Linked DNA regions of Homo sapiens: region 2 is linked to region 1. The links are chromatin loops, found by intact Hi-C in ENCODE. Cell type or tissue: heart left ventricle. All regions are shown on one strand.

Region 1 (4,000 bases):
AGTGGGCAGAGCCTGGCCCCAGCCCTGGCGGCTCCTCCGCTTCTCCCACATGTGAGGAAAGAGCGCGGCCCCTGCGCCCCTGCGGCACACGCTGTGAAACAACCCTCCTGGGTGTGGCTCGGCTTCTCGGCTGTCCAAACAGCCTGAAGAAAAGCCCCATGCATGCTCTGGCCTCGTCTCAGCAGTTCCAGGCCATCCTTCTCGAGGGGCGGGAGCTGACCGGCATGAACCGGCCGCAGCGAGCCGCTCGAGGCCTGGTTGGCTTCGAGCTCAGGAGGGACGCACGAGCCTGCCGCTTCCGGCTCTGGCGGGGGGGGCACGTGCCCCGTCCCGTTGCCCCGGCGACCGCGGCGGTTTGTTCTCAGGCCCCGGCCTTTCTCACCGTGCGACGCCCCAACCCGCCGCTCCGCCGCGGTGGTACGCTCCAGGCCGCCAGGCCGCGAGGCCCACCGAGCGGACGCCAGTGGATGACCCGCGGCGGGGGAGGAGGAGGTGACGGCCTGGGAGCCGGAGGCGGGCCTGGGCCGGCGTTTCGGGCGAGGGGGGCACCTCGCCGCGAAGGAAGGGGCCTTCCCACGCTTCCCGCCCTGCGCCGGGCTTCTGTGGCTTTAGTTTCCTCGTTGCCGCCCAGCGCTCCACTTCTGTCCCACTCTCGACTTCCGCTCCTCCACGCTCCTTTGCCCCTTTCTGCCCCTCAGCACCCCCAAGACCCTGAGGCCGCTACCCCCCTTCCCGCCGCCCCCAGGGACCCCCTTGGCAATTGGGGAGGCCCCTTCCCCGACGCCAACAACACGCCTTTCTCCCTCACCCAGATACCATCAGCAAAATGCCAGACGTCAAGGAGAGTGTGCCCCCGAAATATCCTGGCGACTCAGAGGGCAGGTCCTGTAAGCCCGAAACCTCAGGACCCCCCCAGGAAGACAAGAGCGGCTCCGAGGACCCCCCTCCCTGTAGGTCCAGCTCGGCAGTCCCTGTGGCCCCCTAGGGGGTGCTTAGTGTGGGGGGTCCGCAGGCCCCCCCATCCCCCAAGTTTTCTCTCTTCACTATCCCTCTCTCGTTTGTCTTTCTCCGTTTCTCCCCCACCCGCCTTTACTTACAGGCCCGAGGGCAGAGGTCTTCAAAGAGTTTTTGGTTCTAGAGAAAGAAGTGACCCAAGCGTGATTACTTGAATCTGACAAGATTTGAGACTGAGTCGGTTCAAAGCCCTCCTTTGTATTGTATTTTGAATATGTAGGGGGGATTGGCAGATAGATCTGGGATTGATTTTAAAGAACCCAAATGATCCCAGACGGGAATTGGGTTTTCTCAGCGCTTTGCTAACTCAAGAAATAGTAGTGTCCTGGGCCCAGTCTCTAGCTCGGTTCTGTAGTGGGTGTTCTTTTGTGTTCTTGTTGGGGCACAAGGTCTTCTCCGCGCTTCGTGGTAGGTCCAGTCTCACTGGGACTCATGCTGTATTTCTCTTAATCTCCAGAGAACGTAACTAGTCATCAAACTGAGGAGCTGTCCGTGTGCAACAACTCAAGATAAAATTCTTGACTATTGAAATGCGAAAAATTAGATTGAGGCTTTGCGGCTGAATTAGATTGGTTTTTCTTGTGGCCACATGAGGTCGCTGCTGGTTAACTGAATGGCACCAAAAGGCATATTGGGGTCATTTCCAACAGCTATGAACCTGAGGTAGGATGAAAAATCCGTTTTTTTGTACACACAATTTAAGTTTTTGAGGTGTCTATTTAAATGAGTCCATATATAAAACAACTCTCAGTAAAATGAATAATCAAATTCCTTTTTAAAAAAATTTGAAATTTTGTGTATTAGGTTGACTTGGTTGTTATATTACTTGAAAATGTCTTTGTCCTTGGGATCTGGATTTTTAAAATCTATTTCGGTTAAATTTTATCTCTAATTTCTCTTTGAGCTCTCCTCATTCCTGAATTTTAGAGCTGTTTTGGAATTGCTTAGTGCTGTGTAACTTTTGAGCAACAGAAGTCTTATCAAGGCAGGCTATGAACTTTGATTTGTTGTAGTTGGAAAGTGTTTCTGTGTATATTTCCCTCCGTCCCTCAATAAGCTGCTGTAGTTCAATCCCCTTCTGAAGATTTTCTCTTAGCTCTCATTTAGCATTAGTGAATTAGCAGTGAGTCTGTTTACATATTTGATTGTGTTTTGCCATTTTGGCTGAAACTAAAGACTTCAGAGAGGCTGCAGAAATAAAGGGAACCTCAAGCGTCCACTTAAGGTCCAGTTCACCTTCATGTTTACCTAAGCAGAGACTCAGTGGATTTTTGGTAAAGGTCTACAATCTCCTTAACTTTTTATTTTTAAATATCGTAAGTCTGCTGGAAAGTAAAAAATAATACAGTGAATGCCCACAGTGTTAATATTCTGCCGTATTGCTTTTTCTCTCTCCCTGTATTTCCCCCTCCTGCCTTTTAAAATTGCAACGTCTTGACTTCTTTTAATTTTTGTTGTTGTTGATGGGTTTTTTTTTTTTTATAAACTAGCTGTTTTTTGAGACGGAGTCTCTGTCACCCAGGCTAGAGTGCAATGGTGCGATCTCGGCTCACTGCAACCTCCACCTCCTGGGTTCAAGCGATTCTCCTGCCTTAGCCTCCTGAGTAGCTGGGATTATAAGCATGTGCCACCATGCCCAGCTAATTTTTGTATTTTTAGGAGAGACGGGGTTTCACCATGTCGGCCAGGCTGGTCTCGAACTCCTGACCTCAGGTGATCTGCCTGCCTTAGCCTCCCAAAGTGCTGGGATTATAGGCAAGAGCCACAGCACCTGGCCTTGACTTCTTTTAATTTTTAAATTTTTGTGGGTACATAGTAGGTGTGTATATTTATCAGGTATATGGGATATTTTGATACAGGCATACAATGTGTAATAATCACATCAGGGTAAATGCGGTACACATCATCTCAAGGATTTATCCTTTGTGTTACAAACAATCCAATTATACTCTTTTAGTTATTTTAAAATGTGCAACTAAATTATTGTTGACTACAGTCATTCTGTTCTCTCAAATACTAGATCTTATTCATTCTATTTTTTGTACCCATTAACCATCTGTGCTTCCCTGCAACCCCCCAACCCCCCACCCAACTACCCTTCCCAGCCTCTGGTTATCTGTCATTCTATTCTCTATCTACATGAGTTCAATTGTTTTAATTTTTAGCTCCCACAAATAAGTGAGAACATGTGAAGTTTTTCTTTCTGTGCCTGGCTTAATTCACTTAACATAATGACCTCCTGTTCCATCTGCGTTGTTGCGGATAACAAGATCTTGTGTTGTTTTTTTGTTTTTGGCTGAATAGCACTCCATTGTGTATATCTACCATTTGTCTGTTGATGGACACAGGTTGCTTCCAAATCTTGGCTATCATAAATAGTGCTGAAATAAACATGGGAGTGCAGATATCTCTTCGATAGATTGATTTCCTTTCTTTTGGGTATATACCCAGCAGTGGGATTGCTGGATCATGTGGTAGCTCTATTTTTAGGTTTTTGAGGAACCTCCAAACTATTCTCCATAGTGGCTGTACTAATTTACATTCCCACCAACAGTGTATGAGGGTTCCCTTTCCTCCACATCCTCACCAGCGTTTGTTATTGCCTGAGTTTTGGATAAAAGCCATTTTAACTGGGGTGAGATACAAAGTCATGACTTTACCTCTAAATATTTCATCATGTATCTAAGAACAGGGGCATTCTCCTGTGTAACTTTTCTACAGTAACCTTATTTTTCCTTTTTACATTTTCAAATCTTTTTACTATAGAAAAATTATACATTTATGAAATAGAATGACTAATACAATGAGCCCCCATTTATCCATCATCCAGCTTCAACAATGATCAACTCGTGGCCAATCTTTGTTCATCTACATCTCCTCCACATCTTGGAGCCAAATAATTTTCTGTGAAAAATCATGATGCTGCATCAAAAGAGAGTGATAAAATATGATTTATTGTATACGGCTGCATTTTATACACCACGTA
Region 2 (4,000 bases), 65 kb after region 1:
CAGCCTGGCCAGCATTGTGAAACCTGTCTCTACTAAAAATACAAAAAATTAGCCGGGCGTGGTGGCAGGCGCCTGTAATCCCAGCTACTCGGGAGGCTGAGGCAGGAGAATCATTTTGAACCTGGGAGGCAGAGGTTACAGTGAGCCGAGATCACGCCACTGCACTCTAGCCTGGGCGACAGGGTAAGATTCCACCTCAAAAACAAAACAAAACCAAACAAAACAAAATTGGGACTGTTGTTATTCCCACCCTACAACTGAGGAAGCTGAGGCCCATAAAGCCCTGGTGACTTGCCAAGGTCACATGGTAAGTGCATTTGGAGCCAGATTCAGCCCCAATGCTGCTGTCCACATGGCCCTGGTGCCGCACACTTGGGGACACCCAGAGCTCCTTGAGTTAACTGGCTTATAGCCTCAGAGTTTTTCTTTTTTTGAGACAGAGTCTCGCTCTGTCGCTCAGGCTGGAGTGCAGTGGCACGATCTCAGCTCACTGCAAGCTCTGCCTCCTGGGTTGACGCCATTCTCCTGCCTCAGCCTCCCAAGTAGCTGGGACGCCACCACACCTGGCTAATTTTTTGTATTTTTAGTAAAGACTGGGTTTCATCGTGTTAGCCAGGATGGTCTCGATCTCCTGACCTCGTGATCCGCCCATCTCGGCCTCCCAAAGTGCTGGGATTACAGGCGTGAGCCACTGCGCCCGGACAGCCTCAGAGTTTTTCTATGAAGTTGTCGGTCTTTTCTGCGTAGCTATGTAGGAGTTCTTTACATAATAAGAAAATTGGCCAGGTGCAATGGCTTACGCTTGTAATCCCAACACTTTTGGAGGCCAAGGTGAGGTGGGAGGATCACTTGAGCCCAGGAGTTTGAGGCCAGCTTGGGCAACGCAGTGAGACTCTGTTTTTACAAAAATAAAAAAATTAGCCAGGAATGGTGGTGCGCAGCTGTGGTCTCAGCTACTTGGAAAGCTGGGTGGGAGGAACACTTGAGCCTGGGAGATTAAGGCTACAGAGAGCCATGATTGCACCACTGCAGTCCAGCCTGTTTCCAAACAAAAACAACAATATATGTGTGTGCACAAGTGTGTGTGTATGTGTGTGTACATACAACAAAAAATAAAGCAAATTAACCTTTTGGCCAGGCGCGGTGGCTCGGCCTGTAATCCCAGCACTTTGGGAGATCGAAGTGGGCAGATCATGAGGTCAGGAGTTCGAGACCAGCCTGACCAACACGGTGAAACCCCGTCTCTACTAAATATACAAAAATTATCCAGGTGTGGTGGCGGACGCCTGTAATCCCAGCTACTCGGGAGGCTGAGGCAGGAGAATCGCTTGAACCCAGGAGGCGGAGGTTGCAGTGAGCTGAGATCGCGCCACTGCACTCCAGCCTGGGTGACAGAACGAGACTCCATCTCAAAAAAAAAAAAAAAAAAGAAAATTAACCTTTTATCTATGAAATGAGTTAGATATTTGTTTTCCAGTTTGCTATTTATCTTTTGGCTTTTATGCTGGCTTTGTTCATGTAGAAATCTATTTTTTGTAGCTAAGTGTACCCAACTTTTCTTGCAGAGCTTCTCAGTTATGTCAGGCTTAAAAAGATCTTGCCTTTCCAAGATTGTGTTTTACATTCTTCTATATTTTTTCCTGTAATTTGTTTCCTTTTTTATAGCTAAATCTTTAATCCATCTGGAAATTATTTTGCTGTAAGGTGTAAGAGTCAAGATCCAACCTTATTTTTGCCCTGGCAGCAAGCTGTCCATTTCTTGATGAGCTATCTTTTCCCCCCAATCTGGAATGGCCTCTATGGTGTCTGAAATTCCTGTGTATTTCTGGGCCTCTTTCTGGACTTTTACTCTGTTGTGGTGGGCATTACTTTACACTTGGAAAAGCTAAGTGACTTGGGCCAGCTCATGCAGACCATGACTTGCTTGGCCCCCGCCCCGTGTGGTGACTGCTGGCCACGGGAGTCTCCCCAGAGCCTGTGCATGGTGACATAAACGTTGTCCCACAGAGGACACTGCCAGACTTAAGCTTCAGAGAGCCCAGGTGAAGAGAGCCCCAAAGCCAGGCTGGAAGCCCACTACTCTGCTCCACCTGCAGAACACACCCCTTGCTGGGCACAAGCGAGGCCTGGGCACCACTCCAGGTCTGAGGCCAGCCAAGTCACCCCCAAATCTGAGAGTCACCACAGAGTTCCTACAGTGGCTCTGGGACCAAATCTAACGTCTGCTGTTGCAGAAAGGCAGAGAGAGGCAGCCGCCTTCCCAGACTTTTTTTTTAAAAGTGGAGTGCAGTGGTGTGATGATGGCTCACTGCAACCTTGACCTGGGCTCGAGTGATCCTCCTGCCTCAGCCTCCTAAGTAGCTGGTACCATAGGCATGTACCACCATGCCTGGCTATTTTTTTTTTTTGTAGAGATGGGGTCTCACTATGTTGCCCAAGCTGGTCTTGAACCCCTAAGCTCAAGTAATCTTCCTGCCTCGACCTCCCAAAAGTGCTGGGATTACAGGTGTGCACCACTGCCCCTGGCCCCGGCCCAGACTTTCTACCTGATTATGAGGATACCAAAGCGAACGGCTGAGCTGAGCCTGCCTCAAACCTCCAAGAGGACGTGGACGTCCAAGAGTGACTGCGGCACCGCAGTGATGTTCTAAACTCCCACTCAACCCCAGCATTGACTCAGAAACCTTCGCCAGCTTTCAGGGCACCTGAAGGCTGACAGCGAGGAAAGCCAGATCCGCCGGAGACAGGCCCTTTGCTAACCAGACCTTGGCCAGCAGAAGGGCGGGCTGTGTGCAGCTTTGAGGAACAAGAGATGAATGGAAACACACAAAAATAAAGGAAATGACAGAAAAGAAAGGCAAACCATTGCCAGAGCACATTCCGGGCGCAGCGCGGGGTCCTCCCAATTCCTGAAGTAGCCATATCTCCGCACCGGGGGATGAGCTTGTGTGGTGACTACTCAGTGCCACATATCCTCAAAGGGCAAGAAACGTTTCTGGAAGTTACCACACCCTCTTTACTCAGGGAGAAGGGACCACTGGCTTTTAGAAACCTCTTCACAAGGAGGGTCATGGGGGAAAAGAGATTTTCTACTTTATCTGCTACCATGCTAACATTTACTGAGTACTTACTACATGGCAGGACACTTCTATAATTAGGAAGTGAATAAAGGACAACAGTTCATTGTCCTAGGGATTTTAGTTAACAGGGATTGTCTCAGCTTTGATAAAAGCTTCACAACTCCAAGTGACATCTGAAACACACAACTAGTCTTCCGGCCTGGCCTGGTTTGGGTCCAGTCCCTGAGGAAGAGGGGACAGGAGGGCTCCCAGCAACCAAGGCGGGACAGAGCACTGATCTTCGCCTGGGATCTGGGCCTCCCCCTGTCCTGACTCGCTCAGACTTCATATCGCCGGCAGGTGTCCGACTGCTCCCCGCTTTGCAGAGGAAAAAGTGCTCCCATGGAAGAGGCAGAGCCAGGATGGCCCCTGGCGGCCTGGCTCCTCAGCCTGTGATCATGGCCATGGCCTGCTTTGGAGAACTCAAGGGAAGGGGACAGCAAGAAGTGCTCCCCTGGGTCACTGAGCTCTGGGCATAACAAGAGTTCCCTGGGCACCCTCTGCCGGGCTTTGTGGGAGGTGACGTGTGACGTGTGGCCTGTCCTGGGCTCACAGTGAAGATGCGGGCCAGTGATACTGAGTTCTGACCACAGTCCAGCACTGTGCTAGGGGCTTCACACCCATGACCTGCAAAAATCCGCCCAATAAACCTTTCAGATAGGAGCTGCTCACATTACACAGAAAGAAACTGAGGCTTGGAGAGCAGACTGGACTTATCCAAGGCCATGGTACTAGAGCATGGCAAAGGGACTGCTCAGGCCCCATCTGACCAACCCCAGTCGTCTTCCTCGGCTCTTCCTGCTGGGGCAGGCAGGGTGTACTGAAGACAAAAGCAAAGTGTGGGGGTGCGGGCAGACGCCTGCCAGACAGCAGGAGCAGGA

The links. Peaks named below come from ENCODE experiments on the same cell type or tissue, not always from the same donor. Only the 100,000 strongest peaks of a DNase experiment are listed, where the experiment ranks them.
Region 2: it touches region 1 in a loop (2.2-fold over the local background); 9 of 110 quality-filtered maps call a loop at or near these places.

Annotation. Positions count from the first base shown.
Region 1 is chr6:35,137,697-35,141,696 of GRCh38, reverse strand. TCP11 (t-complex 11) reads left to right here and starts at 358. Exons shown (of 10, transcript NM_001370687.1): 1 at 358-492; 2 at 813-950. The coding sequence starts at 827. In heart left ventricle, CTCF peaks have their summits at 1,405 and 1,605 (motif pointing right); a DNase peak (open chromatin) is centred at 316; H3K4me3 peaks cover 659 bases.
Region 2 is chr6:35,072,845-35,076,844 of GRCh38, reverse strand. The region is part of intron 13 of ANKS1A (ankyrin repeat and sterile alpha motif domain containing 1A); the gene reads right to left. Among named protein-coding and RNA genes, the nearest start is that of TCP11, 66 kb to the left of the region's middle. In heart left ventricle, no CTCF peak of the experiment used is centred here; no DNase peak of the experiment used is centred here.